Linked DNA regions of Homo sapiens: region 2 is linked to region 1. The links are chromatin contacts, found by Hi-C or POLR2A ChIA-PET in ENCODE. All regions are on one chromosome and are shown on one strand. The core of a region is the stretch at or near the end of the contact, and the rest is flanking DNA. Distances in the headings are between cores, read along the strand shown. Region 1 has its middle 44 kb from the start of BCL2A1. Region 2 overlaps ZFAND6 (zinc finger AN1-type containing 6).

Evidence for each region. Hi-C counts contacts between places; a loop is a spot of excess contacts on that map. ChIA-PET counts read pairs that join two places held with the same protein, here RNA polymerase II (POLR2A). Pooled maps may share reads with other maps.
Region 2: a map of head of caudate nucleus shows a loop between it and region 1 (6-fold over the local background). The contact joins two enhancer-like sites. A Hi-C loop is called at or near these places in 1 of 168 maps with a recorded cell type or tissue (head of caudate nucleus), 4 of 37 single-sample maps with no recorded cell type and 4 of 50 pooled maps. POLR2A ChIA-PET finds 5 or more read pairs at or near these places in 2 of 52 experiments (OCI-LY7 and naive thymus-derived CD4-positive, alpha-beta T cell).

What each region holds. Positions count from the first base shown.
Region 1 is chr15:80,010,812-80,018,673 of GRCh38, reverse strand. No RefSeq gene overlaps it. Among named protein-coding and RNA genes, the nearest start is that of BCL2A1, 44 kb to the right of the region's middle. RefSeq lists an enhancer at 947-1,106. Within about 2 kb of position 1,250, at least 3 of the 41 ENCODE cell types and tissues checked have a DNase peak (open chromatin) inside an H3K27ac peak, as active enhancers do.
Region 2 is chr15:80,102,016-80,109,877 of GRCh38, reverse strand. The region is part of intron 2 of ZFAND6 (zinc finger AN1-type containing 6); the gene reads right to left. Among named protein-coding and RNA genes, the nearest start is that of ZFAND6, 46 kb to the right of the region's middle. Within about 2 kb of position 4,122, at least 3 of the 41 ENCODE cell types and tissues checked have a DNase peak (open chromatin) inside an H3K27ac peak, as active enhancers do.

The DNA.
Region 1 (7,862 bases), core at 1-2,500:
TGGTCAACATGTAAAAACCCCATCTCTACTAAAAATACAAACATTAGCTGGGCGTGGTGGTGCACATCTGTAGTCCCAGCTACTTGGGAGGCTGAGGCAGGAGAATTGCTTGGACCTGGGAGGTGGAGGTTGCAGTGACCTGAGATCGCGTCATTGCACTCCAGCCTGGATGACGAGGGAAACTTCAACTCAAAAAACAAAACAAAACAAAACAGGCTGGGTGCAGTGGCTCACGCCAGTAATCCCAGCACTTTGGGAGGCTGAGGCAGGTGGATCACGAGGTCAGGAGTTCAAGACCAGCCTGGCCAACATAGTGAAACCCTGTCTCTACTAAAAATACAAAAATTAGCTGGGCATGGTGGCACGCACCTGTAGTCCCAGCTACTCCAGAGGCTGAGGCAGGAGAATCGCTGGAACCTGGGAGGTGGAGGTTGCTGTGAGCTGGGATCACGCCACTGCACTCCAGCTTGGGTGACAGAGCGAGACTTCGTCTCAAAAACAAAACAAAACAAAAGAATTATATACCGTGACCAAATGGAATTACCCAAGGTATGCAAGCCTGGTTCAACATTCAAAAACTCAATCACTATAATCCATCACATCAACAGAGAAAGAAAAATCACAAGATTACATCAATAGATACAAAAAAAAATTGACTAAGTCCGATACCCATTTATGATAAAAACTCTCACCAAACTAGGACTAGAAGAGAACTTCCTCTATTTGATAAAGAACATTAACAAAACCCTATAGCTAACACCTATTAATGGTGAGAAACAAGAAGCTTTCTCAGCTCAGAAACAAGGTAAGGGTGTCCTCTTTCACTTCTCTTTTTCAGTGTTGTGTCCGGAATTGGTGGGTTCTTGGTCTCACTGTGTCCAGAATTGGTAGGTTCTTGGTCTCACTGACTTCAAGAATGAAGCCGTGGACCCTCACAGTGAGTGTTACAGTTCTTAAAGGCAGCGTGTCCGGAGTTTGTTCCTTCTGATGTTCAGATGTGTTCGGAGTTTCTTCCTTCTGGTGGGTTCGTGGTCTCGCTGGCTCAGGAGTGAAGCTGCAGACCTTCATGGTGAGTGTTACAGCTCTTAAGGCGGCGTTTCTGGAGTTGTTCATTCCTCCCAGTGGGCTCGTGGTCTCACTGGCTTCAGGAGTGAAGCTGCAGACCTTCGCGGTGAGTGTTACAGCTCATAAAGGCAGTGTGGACCCAAAGAGTGACCAGCAGTAAGATTTATTGCAAAAAGCAAAAGAACAAAGCTTCCACGGTGTGGAAAAAGACCCTAGCGGGTTGCTACTGCTGGCTCTGGCAGCCTGCTTTTATTCTCTTATCTGGCCCCACCCACATCCTGCTGATTGGTAGAGCCCAGTGGTCTGTTTTGACAGGGCGCTGATTGGTGCGTTTACAATCCCTGAGCTAGACACAGAGGTGCTCCACGTCCCCACCAGATTAGCTAGATACAGTGTCCACACAAAGGTTTTCCAAGTCCCCTGGTAGTAGCTAGATACAGAGTGTCGATTGGTGTATTCACAAACCCTGAGCTAGACACAGGGTGCTGATTGCTGTGTTTACAAACCTTGAGCTAGATACAGAGTGCCGACTGGTATATTTACAATCCCTGAACTAGACATAAAGGTTCTCCAAGGCCCCACCAGAGTAGCTAGATACAGAGTGTCGATTGGTGCATTCACAAACCCTGAGCTAGACATAAAGGTTCTCCATGTCCCCACCAGACTCAGGAGCCCAGCTGGCTTCACCCAGTGGATCCCGCACTGGGGCTGCAGGTGGAGCTGCCTGCCAGTCCCCCGCCATGCGCCCGCACTCCTCAGCCCTTGGGTGGTCAATGGGACTGGGTGCCCTGGAGCAGGGGGCGGCGCTCGTCGGGGAGGCTCGGGCCGCACAGGAGCCCACGGAGGGCGGGCAGGCTCAGGCATGGCAGGCGACAGGTCCCAAACCCTGCCCCGCCGGAAGGCAGCTAAGGCCGGGAGCGAAATTGAGCACAGCAGCTGCTGGCCCAGGTGCTAAGCCCCTCACTGCCCAGGGCCAGTGGGGCCCGCAGGCCGCTCGGAGTGCGGGGTCTGCCCAGCACACGCCCACCCGGAACTCACGCTGGCCCGCAAGCACAGCGCGCAGCCTCGGTACCCCCCCTGCCTCTCCTTCCACACCTCCTCACAAGCTGAGGGAGCCGGCTCCGGCCTTGGCCAGCCCAGAAAGGGGCTCCCACAGTGCAGCGGCGGGCTGAAGCGCTCCTCAAGTGCCGCCAAAGTGGGAGCCCAGGCAGAGGAGGCGCCCAGAGCGAGCGAGGGCTGTGAGGACTGCCAGCACACTGTCACCTCTCAGTGTCATACTGGAAGATCTAATAATGTAATAAGACCAGAAAAGAAAATATGTACTGATTAAGAAGGAATATTAAACTGTCTTTGCTCTCAGATGATATGATTGTTTACGTAGAAAATCTAAAAGAGCCGGGGTGGTGGCTCACACCTGTAATCCCAGCACTTTGGGAGGCCAAGGTAGGCAGATCACTTGAGGCCAGGAGTTCGAGACCAGCCTGGCCAACATGGAGAAACCCCGTCTTTTCTAAAAATACGAGAATTAGCCAGGCATGGGGGTGCATGCCTGTAATCCCAGCTACTCAGGAGGCTGAGGCACAAGAATCACTTGAACCCAGGAGGCAGAGGTTGCAGTGAGCCGGGGTTGCACCACTGCACTCCAGCCTGGGTGACAGAGTAAGACTCTGTCTCAATTTAAAAAAAAAAGAAAGAAAGAAAAAGAAAAGAAAATCCGAAAGAATAGATTAAAAAAAAAACCCCGGAGCTAATAAGTGCTTATAGCAGCTTTGCAGGATATAAGGTTAATACAAAAAAGTCAATCACTTTCCTATATACCAGCAATGAACTATTAGAATTTGAAATTAAAAACACAATATCATTTACATTAGCACCTCAAAAAATGAAATAAGTGTAAATCTAACAAAATATGCACAAGATTTATGTGAGAAAAACTATAAAACTCTGCTGAAAGAAATCAAATAACTAAATAAAATGGAGATATATTCCATAGTCATTCATAGGAAGATCCGATATTGTCAATATATTGGTTCTTGCTAACTTGATCTATAATTTCAATGCAATCCCAATGGTATAAGTTGGATGTTTGTCTCCTTTAAATCTCATGCTAAAATACTATTCCCAGTGTTGGAGGTGGGGCCTGGGAGGTGATTGGATTGTGGGGGCGGATGTCTCAAGAATGTTTTATCACTTTCCCATTGGTGAGAATTGAATTCTTGCTCAAGATCTGGTTGTTTAAAAATCTAGGCCCTCCCCCACTGGCTCACTTGCTGTTACTCTAGTCATGTTACATGCCTGCTCCCACTTCGCCTTATGCCATGATTGTAAGCTTCCTGAAGTCCTCACCAGAAGCCAAGCAGATGTTGGTGCCATGCTTTTATAGCCTGCAGAACTGTGAGCCAATTAAACCTCTTTTCTTCATAAATTACTCAGTCTGAGGTATTCCTTTACACCAAAGCAAGAATGGCCAAGTACACCCAACCAATATCCCAGCAAGTTATTTTCTGCATATTGCCAAACTGATTCTAAAATTTATATGGAGAGGCAAGAGACAGGATAGCCAACACAATATTGAAGGAGGAGAACATAGTTGGAAGACTGACATTACCCAACTTCAAGACTAATTATTAAAGCTACACTAATCAAGACAGTATGGTATTGGTGAAAGAATAGACAAATATGTCAATGGAACAGAATAGAGCCCAGAAATAGAGCCAAATAAATACAGTCAACTGACCTTTGACAAAGCGACAAAGCAATACAATGAAGCAAAGATATTGTTTTCAACAAATTGCGCTGAAGAACTGGCCAAACACTTGAAAAAACATCTAGGCAAAGATCTTACATGTTTCACAAAAATTAACTCAAAATGGATTATAGGCCCAAATGTAAAATGCAAAATCATAGAACTCCTAGAAGACAACAAGAGAAAATCTGTGTGACATTGGGTATTGGGTATTAGTTATGGTGAAGACTTTTTTACATAAAACACCAAAGGCACAACCCATGAAATAAATAATTGATAAGCTGGGATTCATTAAAATTTTAAAAGTTCTGTTCTGTGAAAGACCCTGTTAACAGAATGAGAAGACAAGCCAAGGATGCAAGAAAATATTTGCAAAAGACATAGTTGATAAACTGTTGTTATCCAAAATATACAAAGAACTCGTAAGGCTGGGTGCGGTGGCTCACGCCTATAATCCCAGCACTTCAGGAGGCTGAGGCGGGCAGATCACAGGTCAGGAGAGCAAGACCATCCTGGCCAACACAGTTAAACCCCACCTCTACTAAAAATACAAAAAATTAGCTAGGCATGGTGGCGGGCACTTGTAGTCCCAGCTACTCTGGAGGCTGAGGCAGGAGAATGGCATGAACCCTGGAGGCGGAGGTTGCAGTGAGCCAAGATTGCGCCACTGCACTCCAGCCTGGGCGACAGAGCAAGACTCTGTCTCAAAAAAAAAAAAAAAAAATAGGCTGAGTGTGGTGGCTCACACCTGTAACCCCAGCACTTTGGGAGGCCAAGGTGGGCAGATCACAAGGTCAGAAGTTTGAGACCAGCCTTGCCAACATGGTGAAATCCTGTCTCTACTAAAAATACAAAAAATTAGCTGGGCGTGGCGGTGGGCACCTGTAATCCCAGCTACTTGGGAGGCTGGGACTGGAGAATCGCTTGAACCCGGGAGGCGGAGGTTGCCATGAGACCGTGTCATTACACTCCAGCCTGGCGACAGAGCAAGACTCCATCTCAAAAAAAAAAAAAGAACTCTTAAAACTCAACCATAAGAACAAACAAACTGGTTAAAAAATGGGGAAGCAGGCTGGGTGTAGTGGCTCAGGCCTGTAATCCCAGTACTTTGGGAGGCCAAGGCTGGTGGAGGGTTTGAGGTCAGGAGTTCGAGACTAGCCTGACCAACATGCTGAAACCCCATCTCTAATAAAAATACAAAATTAGCCAGGCGTGGTGGCGCATGCCTGTAATCCCAGCTTCTCAGGAGGCTGGGGCGGGAGAATTGCTTGAACCTGGGAGGCGGAGGCGGTGAGCTGAAATTGTGCCATTGCACTCCAGCCTGGACAACAAGAGCGAAACTCTGTCTCAAAAGAAAAAAAAAAAGTTGCTGAGCTCTCTTCCAAAAGTGGCTGTACCATTTTGTATTCCCATTAGTAATGAGTGAGAGCTCCTGATGCTCCATATTCTCGCCAGCATTTGGTGTTGTCTGTGTTTTGGATTGGAGCCATTCTAATAGGTGTGTAGTGGTATCTCGTTGTTTTAATTGGTAATTCCCTTATGACAGATGTGAGCATCTTTTTATATATTTATTTGCCACCTGTATATCTTCTTTGGTGAGGTGAGGTCGAACTCCTGCCCTCAGGTGATCTGCCCATCTCGACCTCCAAAAGTGCTGGGATTACAGGCATGAGCCACCATGCCCAGCCAAGCTTGGCAATTTCTTACACAGCACAACATAGACTTATCATATGATTCGGCAATCATGCTCCTAATTTGCCCAAATGGTTAAAAACTTTGTCCACACAAAAACCTGCACATGAATGTTCGTAGCAGCTTTATTAATAATTGCCAAAACTTGGAAGCAATCAAGATGCCCTTTAATAGATGAATGGATAAATAAACTGTGATACATCTAGAAAAAATGACGTTATTTAGTAATAAAGATAAATGATTTATCAAGCCATAAAAAGATAAGAAGGGATGCTAAATATTACTAAGTGGAAGGAACCAATCTGAAAAGGCCACAGACTGTATCATTCCAACTATATGACATTCTAGAAAGGGAAAACTATGGAGCCAGTAAAGAGGTCAGTGTTTGCCAGGGGTTAGGGAGTAGGGAGGGATGAACAGGCAGAGCACAGAGGATTTTTATGGTAATGAAACTATTCTGTATAATATTATAATGATGGGTGCATGTTATTATACATTTGTCCAGACTCATAGAATGTTCAGCACCAAAAGTGAATTTAGACTTTGGGTGATAATAATGTGTCAATGTAGGTTCATCAAATGTAACAAATGTATCATCCTGGAGTGGGATGTTGTTAGTGGGAAAGGCTGTGAGGATATAAAAACAGGAAGTGAATGGTAAATTCCGTACCTTCTGTTCAATTTCGCTGAGAACCTAAACTACTAAAAAGTAAAGTCTATTTAAGAAAGAGTCAACTGACTCCCTCTCTGGCCTCTAGCTATCTTGTTCCCTGCCACCCCGGGGCATGCAGAACTAATTTTTTTGTTGCTAAACAAATGGGCTGGTTGTTTTTAAAAAGTTATTTTACTGAGGAAAAATTTACATATAATAAAATGCACCCATTTTAAATGTACCATTTAATGTGGGATTTTCTTTTTCAGCTCAATGAGTTTTGACAAGCGTAAACCCCCTGTGTAACCGCCAGCCAGCACAATCAAGATATAGAATATTTCCACCACCTCAAAAAGTTCCCTCATGCCCCTGTGCAGCCGATTCCCATACCCCAGCCCCAGAAAACCACTCATTTGCTTTCTCTGCCATTACAAGATTAGTTTTGCCTATTCAGGAAATTCATGTAAACAGGATTATGTGATAGGGAATTTTTTTGTGTCTGGCTTCTTTTACTTTAACATTATTTTAAAATATTTATTCATGTTGTTGCATGTATTAGTAAGTCATTCTTTTTTATTGTTGATTAGTATTCCACGTACGGATATACCATTTTGTTTATCCATTTTCCTGTTAATGGCATTTGAATGGGCTATTATATTTATAATAGCTTTGGGCTATTATAAATAAACTTGCTATGAAAATTTGACTAGACTTCCTTGGGTAGACATATTTTTCTCTTAAGTAGAATACTGACAGTGGAATTATGTGGTTGTATGATAAGTTTATGTTTAACTTTATAAGAAACTGCCAAACTATTTTCCAATGTGATTGTACCATTTTACACACCCACCAGCAGTGTATGAGAGTTCCAGTTCTTCTATGTCCTCGTCACACTTGGTATTATCAATCTTTTTTATTTTTGCCAGTCTAGAGGGTATTGAGAGGCAGTCTCTCAGTGCGTGTGTGTGTGTGTTTTGTTTTGTTTTTTTTAAGATGGAGTTTCGCTCTTGTTGCCCAGGCTGGAGTGCAATGGCGTGATCTCTGCTCACTGCAGCCTCTGCCTCCTGGGTTCAAGCAATTCTCTTGCCTCAGCCTTCCGAGTAGCTGGGATTACAGGTGCCCGCCACCACGCCTGGCTACCTGTTTTTGCATTTTTAGTAGAGACAGGGTTTCACCATGTTGGCCAGGGTGGTTTCGAACTCCTGGCCTCAAGTGATCCGCCCACCTTGGTCTTCCAAAGTGTCAGCATTACAGGCGTGAGCCACCGTGCCCAGCCTCTCAATGTGGTTTTAATTTACATTTCCATGTTGACTAATGATGTTGAGCTCTGTTCAGTTGCTTGTTAGTCATTTATATATCTGTTGCAAAATGCCTATTTATATCTTTTGCCCATTTTTAGAAGTTGAGTTTAAAAGTTGTCTTTTGTTACTGAGGACAAGAGTTCATTATATATTCTAAACACAAGTTCTTTGTCAGATATACAGATTTTGATTTTTTTCTCACAATCTGTGACTCATCTTGTCGTTTTCTTAACAGTATCCTTTGAATACTTTAAGTTTGATAAAACCAATTTATCTTTTTTTGTTTTATAGTTTATGAGATGGGTTGGCTTTTTTTGTAAAGTAATCAGGCTCTTCTGTCAGGAACTCGAGGGCTACTGTAAGGTAACATGAGAGAATAAGGACTTTTGGTCTACAGTGGTAAAGA
Region 2 (7,862 bases), core at 2,873-5,372, 88 kb before region 1:
CAGAAACTGTGTGAGATAATAAATATTTGTTGTTTAAGCCAGTGAATTTTGGGTTAGTTTCTTATGCAGCAATTGATAACACAGCTTCTGGTATATATATCTCCCTGCTTCTTGCCCCGCTATACTTTATTTTCAACACAGCAGCCAGTGATCCTATTAAAATCTAAATCAATCACACTGCCTGCTTACTCAAAATCTTCCAGTGGCTTCCCAACTTACAAAGCGTTAAAAGACAAATTCTTTACCTTGACTTAAAGGCTCTTCATGATCTGGTCCCCCATTACATGACTTCCTCTTTTACTCCCCTTCCTACCATACACGTTGCTGGGTATGACAGGTATTTTCCTGTCTGAGGCCTTTGTACTTGCTATTCCTTCTACTTTCCAGAAATCCTTATGACTAGGTTCTTCACCTCCTTCAGGTCTCTGCTCAAATGTTACCTTTTTCAAGGAGGAATTCCCTTGCCACTTATTTAAAATTGTCCCCAGCATCAATTCCGGTTTTATTTTTCTTCAACGTCCTTATCCTAATCTTAATTTACTATTATATTGTGTCTCCCCTTTGCTAAAATGTTACCTCCCTAATGGCAGGGATTTTGTCCATTTTGTTCACTGATGCTTTGAATAATGCTTGGTAAATGGCAGGCATTCAATATTGATTGAATGTATGAATGAAACTGCCCTGCCACCTTACCTGCACACCACCACTAGTAGCCAAGGATTTATCCCAAGGCAAAAAACGAGAAAGGCTCCTTTTAAAGAAATTGAATTTGCTGTTTAAGAAGAGATCTAGATCTGTCAGCAAGGTGTGCCACCTATGACTATACAGTTCATGCACTGAACAAAGATGCCTGCAGGCGCGGTGGCTCACACCTGTAATCCCAGCACTTTGGGAGGCCGAGACAGGCAGATCACTTGAGGTCAGGAGTTCAAGACCAGCCTAGTCAACATGGTGAAATCCTGTCTCTACTAAAAATACAAAAATTAGCCAGGCGTGGTGGCAGGCGTCTGTAATCCCAGCTACTCTGGAGGCTAAGGCAGAAGTGCTTGAACCCAGGAGGCGGAGGCTGCAGTGAGCCATGATTGCACCACTGCACTCCAGCCTGGGCAACAGAGTGAGACTCCAAAAAAAAAGAAAAAAAACAAAAAAACAAGGATGCCTGGCCTCATGCTCCAAGCTTTTGGGCATCTTTTCCATTCAGCCTACTCAGAAAGAGGTTCATTTAGCAATGTGACTAATTTAGCATACCAAACAGTAATTCTATTAGTAAAATTAAGTTGCAGTGAATTTCATATTCTCAAACTGACCTAGGTTTCATATCACATACCTTAAAGAACAAGGCACAGTTTTTACCAGCACAAGGCCACCCAATATTCTTATTTGCAAAAAGAGGAACCCGTTCAAATTTTCCCACTGGCTTCCACATTCATGGACATTCATTCTCTTTCTTCTCACGATTACCACAGATTGATCGATCTATCTATGGCTTTTTATTCCCTCTTTGCCCTTAAAGCTTTTAATTCAACTATGTAGACTTTGTACTTCCCCCCAACCCCTCCACCCAAAACCTTTTAAAAAATCTCTTCTCCCCCTAAGGTAAATCTTCAATTGTAAATGAATGTCCTTCCCTAATTTTAAAGTTTAATATATGGTCATTCTCTAAATTTATATCTTTTCTGCTCATGAAACTGCACATTTTTTACAGAAGAAAACTTGCTTTACCATTTACTGAGCAATACTTATATAGAACTTTATGTGCCAAGCACTTATAAATACCAATCCCTTTAATCCTCATAATAGTCCTATTAAGTAGGTACTATTAGCACTCTCATTTTACAGAGAAATAAACTGTTCAAGGACACACAGCTAGTAAGTGAGGAGCTGGGATTCAACCCAAGCAGTTGGCTGGAGTCCACACTCTAAATCAGTAGTTCCCAAAGCGTATCTGTGGACTCCTGGGGATTCTTGAGATCCTTTCAGAGGTCCTTCCCCCTCCCCGCTGCCCTCCCAACCCCATCTTCTCCCCTCCCTTCCCCTCTCCCCTCTCCTCTCCTCTTTTCGACAGAGTTTTGCTCTTGTTGCCCAGGCTGGAGTGCAGTGGCACGATCTTGGCTCACTGCAACCTCCGCCTCCCAGGTTCAAGTGATTCCCCTGCTTCAGCCTCCTGAGTAGCTGGGATTTACAGGTGCCTATCATCATGACTTTTTGTGTTTTTAGGAGAGACAGGGTTTCACCATGTTGGCCAGACTGGTCTTGAACTCCTGACCTCAGGTGACCCACCCGCTTCAGCCTCCCAAAGAGCTGGGATTACAGGCATGAAACACTGCGCCCAGCCCCTATTTTCATAATAACAAGAACTTGTTATTCGTCTTATTCACTGTGTTGACATTTGCATTGGCAGTGTAAAAGCAATGAAGGGTAAAACAGCTAGAGCTTTAACATGCCATCAAGACAGCGGCACCAAACCATACTATAATAGTACAGTTGTCGTTATATGACAAGGAGATGTCACATAATATGGTGATGTCATTATGTAATGACTACCTAATAGTAGTCATTATATTCATCACCATACTCTCACAGTTAAAAAACAAAAAACCAGTTTCACTTGCTGAGTATTCCTGATGAAACAAATTATTTTTACTAAATCTATTTTTTTTTTGACACGGAATTTTGCTCTTGTTGCACAGGCTGGAGCGCAGTGGCGCAATCTTGGCTCCCTGCAACCTTTGCCTCCTGGGTTCAAGTGATTCTCCTACCTCAGCCTCCCGACTAGCTGAGATTACTGGCGTCCGCCACCATGCCTGGCTGATTTTTTTGTATTTTTAGTAGAGACGGGGTTTCACCATGTTCATCAGGCTGGTCTTGAACTCCTGACCTCAGGTGATCCACCCACCTCAGCCTCCCAAAGTGCTGAGATTACAGGCGTGAGCCACTGCGCCCGGCCCTTTTATTAAATCTTGATTCTGATTACACTTCATTGTATTTTTCCTCTTTCACCTATTTTGAGATACGTCACCCCAGAGTAAAGCCTTCCTCAATCTAGTTTCTTATCCACATACTGGAAACTGAAGTCTCTATCCTTGCAGAGGTTTTTGGCACACAGTTCTTAATTAGTCTCCCATTTCAGGGAAAAGGGTTACTGAGGAAAAAGATACCTACACAAATTCAGAGGAAAACAACTTACTTGTAATAACACTGTCCTTCAACATGAATTAAAATATGCATAATGAGCAAATAATAAGTTTCTAGGCACAAAGAGCCTATAATATGGAAGCAAAAAAAAAAAAAACAAATTTAACATACTGAAAAAATTATTTGGTTTTTTCAGAGTTATATTCCCAGCACTCTAGATTAGGGCTGGCAAATTTTTTCTCTAAAGCACCAGAGAGCAATTATTCTAGGCTTTGTGGGCCATAGAGTCTGTCATAACTGCTCAATTTCGCCTTTACAGTAAAAAAGAAGCCACAGACAATAAGTAAATGAATAGGAATGGCTGTGTTTCAATAAAACTTTTATTTACAATAAGGGGTGACTAGAATGGATTTGGTGAGTGGGTCATAGTTGGCCAATTCCCGCTCTAGATTAATGCCAGGCACATAGGAGGTACTCAAATACATGCTGGATGAATAAATGATTTCACAACTATTTTGGTTAGAGATATTATCAGGAAAGACATAGCAAAATTCCATGACTATAAGCAAGTACTTTCTTTTGTCATAGCTCTTTGTTCAAGGATATCTTGATAAACTTATCGTACCTATCACTCCGCTAGCTATTAAACACTGTAAAAGATATTTAGGACACACAGTTCTGCTCTCATCAATGTAGGTACAAGAACAGAAATACTAATGTCTGATTTTCACGTATCTGCACAAACATCACATCTAACTCCAAAATTACAACTTTATTAGCCACAAAACCACAAAATGTTAAGTATCAAAACCACAAAGTTTTAGAATACACCACTCTCACTTCATAGAGGTATATAAAAATGGATGCCAGAAATGATTGCAAGATACTTCAGAAACTGATTTTCTTTCAGTTAAAACGTAACACACCTTGTAGGGATGACTAACAAATGCATCATGAAAGGAAGTTTAACTACAAATCACTGCAAAACAACTGTTATATATACAGGGACAACTTGATATGTAGTAAAAAGAAAAAAGAACTGACTCATCTTCAAGTTGGTTGTGAATATAAACTTCCTACTTAGATAAGTGCTTAGCCTGAAGTACTTCATTTAAGATAGTTATGATGCCTGTCCTTTCTAACTCATAGAATTTTGAGGGGGTCAACTGGGACGGTGATTGTGAAAATACTTTAACCCGTAAGTTGCAATATAAAGCTCAGTTCAGAATTGGGTGGCTTATTTAAGTCACATATCTGCAGTTCATCATGAGAGAGAGAGGTTCAAACTGTCCACTATTTAATAGTAGCTGCAGTCATAAATCCAAGACTCCTTATTTACCCATAGCTCACAAAGGGCAGGTTCATAAAAGTTCTCCTTGCCACAGAGACAGTAATCACCTGTTAGGAGATCTGTGAATAGGCCTCACTTCCACCTGAGATGATACCGTTTTTTATTAAAAGTGTGATGGAATGGTTTCTAACATCCTCCTCTCAAAAGTTTATAAAATGATGTATCAATTACTCTGGATAACTGGCAACAAAAATTTACTATGTGCTTACGCTCAATATTTATAACTGTAAAGGAAGGATAAAAGCAAGTATGTGGTCTACCAGGGGAGACTTCTGTGTGCCTAGACTACAGGATAGTGGGAAATGATCTTAGAATAAGGCCACATCACAAAATCTGTGTTTCCATGATAAGGAGTCTGAACTTAAACCCACAAGCAACAGGGAATCCCACCACCTTAGAATGAAAAGGGGAGCTTTTTAGAACAAGTGCTGTTCACTAAATATTACTGTTTTTTATATACTTTAAATTGCTCTGAAAAGAATTCTAGGTGACTTTAAAAATGCATGCTGTATGATATCAAAAGTAGGCAAAAATAGTCAATCCAAGTAAAAATGGTTAAAAAAAAATAAGTTAGAAATACTGTCAATAAATAAAATGTATGCCCATAAAGGCCTATTTGCTAATTGGAAGCCATTCAACTCTATTCTTTCAAGGAGCTAATGCAAAGAAGAATATGACTACTTAAGAAAAACAAAATCAGCGACTCAAGAAAAGTACAATGAAATATTACCCCAGATAACATAAGAGGATTTCATCTATAGTTTACAACAAGTAAAACACAAAATGATATGGTCAATAATACCTGAAAAGTAAAATGTAAGTTTCTGGGATGGATGGATGGATGGATGGATGGATTGACTGACTGACTGATTTGAGACAGGGTCTCACTCTGTCGCCCAGGCTGGAGTGCAGTGGTGCGATCTCGGCTCACTGCAACCTCTACCTCCCAGGATCAAGCGATTCTCCTGCCTCAGCTTCCCAAGTAGCTGGGATTACAGGCACACACCACCATACCTAATTTTTGTATTTTTAGAAGAGACGGGGTTTCACCATACTGGCCAAGGCTGGTCTTGAACTCCTGACCTCAAATGATCCACTTGCCTCAGCCTCCCAAAGTGCTGGGATTATAAGGCGTGAACCGCCCACCCAGCCTCTGGCTATTTAGTTCTAATATAAATCAATAGTCTCATGGCCACCTTCAGTTAACAGCCAGTCTTCATGGAGTGGAGCCAGAGTTAAAAATAAAATCCGGCCAGGGGCGGTGGCTCACGTGTGTAATCCCAACATTCTGGGAGACCAAGGCGAGAGGATTGCTTGAGTTCAAGACCAGCCTGGACAACACAGTGAGATCCCCGTCTCTACAAAGAATAAGAAAATTATCTGGGTGTGGTGGTGCACAGCTGTGGTCCCAGCTACTCAGGAGCCTATGGTGGGAGAACCGTCTGAGCCTAGGAAATTGAGGCTGCAGTGAGCTGAGATCACACCACTACACCCCTGCATAGGTGACAGAGCAAGACTCTTGTTTCTTAAAAAAACAATAATAATAATGAACTTATCATTCAGGCTTATCATTTAGGCAATCCTTCATAAAGTTTATTTCTCCTAAGTGTCTGCTTTTGTTCTATCAAAGATTGCTGAGGCAGAGGAAAAGGGTAGGGAGAAAGCAGACTGAGAAGGCAGAATGGGTTACAAATTTCTGCTTCAAATAGAATAGTTCATTTTTGGTGTTTTCACATACCTGGTTTCTGCAAAAGATTTCAATTAAATAAAGGGGCTCAGATGGCTAAAAAATTTGGACACTTTAAGTTCTTGATTAAGAGCAAACTCAACAATGCTCAACAGTAAGCCAATCTGAGGTCGGGCTGATATACTATACCATGAACACTTCAGAGCATATCTAGGCCGCTAGTTACAAGAGTTAAATTTCAGTCAGGCACTTTGAATTGAGATGTTCTGAGTGAATATCCACAAGTTACCAATTAATCCCACCAAATTCTCCAAATTTTTTCCCTAAATTAAAAAAACCAGGTAAGGAAACTACACAATTAGGTATGTATTAGAGTAAGTGCTCACTGAAAATGTCTACTCACTATTATGTACTAGGCCCTGGGCTAAGCACTTTATATAGATTATCTGACTTAGGCCTCACCAAATCTGTATAAGGAAGGTAACATTCTCACACACGTTCCTTTGTAATCAGTTGAAGAAACTGAAGTTACACATGCCATTCACTGCCTCCCTACTAACATTCCCTTCTAAGACAATCTGTATACCTATAAATCAGCTCTTGCTGACCTTTTAGTACCATGGGATAAACCCTCCAGACAAGGTGATTAGACCTGGATGAACACTGACCCGATGAACCTATCTAAAGTCATGGATGGAGGTGGGGAGGAGACAGAATAGCACACACATAAAAAGTACCAAGGCTATATACTTGCAATTCAATTACATATGATTTTCCAAAGATTTTTAAAATAATCCTTTTTTCTTTCCTTAGGTAGAATGGATTTCTATTTCCATGTGTTCTGGTCCCTGACTAGAATCCAGTAAACAGTGATTTCTTTTAGAACATAACATTAATAGCTTGTTCCTATCCTTTGGTATCTCCCCTAACACCTACACTATTTCTAAGCACAAAGTAAAAGTGATTATCAGTGCTGAAATCCAGACTACTTTTAACCTTTAGTGGAATCATCTCAAACAGATAAATTTATCTCACAATAAAACCACTAACTGAAACCTAGTCCTTCCTGAAAGACTCTAAATTAATGTGCCACCCATAACATTGCTAGTCTTCAAAGGTGCTTCTAGATAAGAAATCTACTAGCATTTAAATGTAAAAATCAGTTTTCATCTCCATATCACATATAAACAGATGGCTCACTTTAATCTGAGAAGCAGTCACTGACAGACTTCAATACTTGCAACACTGCTTGACTCAACTGTCAATACCTTTATTCAAAAGTAACTGCAAGGCTGGGCGCGGGGGCTCACACCTGTAATCCTAGCACTTTGGGAGGCCGAGTGGGAGGCGGGTGGATCACCTGAGGTCAGGAGTTCGAGACCAGCCTGACCAACATGGTAAAACTTTGTCTCTACTAAAAGTGCAAAATTAGTTGGGTGTGGTGGCACACGTCTGTAATCCCAGCTACATGGGAGGGTGAGGCAGGAGAATCATGCCACTGCACTCCAGCCTCGGCAACAAGAGTGAAACTCCATCTCAAAAATAAAAATGAAAAATAAAAATAACTACACTATAATAAATTTTATAAATTGTTTAAAAATCACTTTATGGCCGGGCGTGGTGGCTCATGCTTATAATCCCAGCACTTTGGGAGGCCGAAACAGGCGGATCACGAGGTCAGGAGATCAA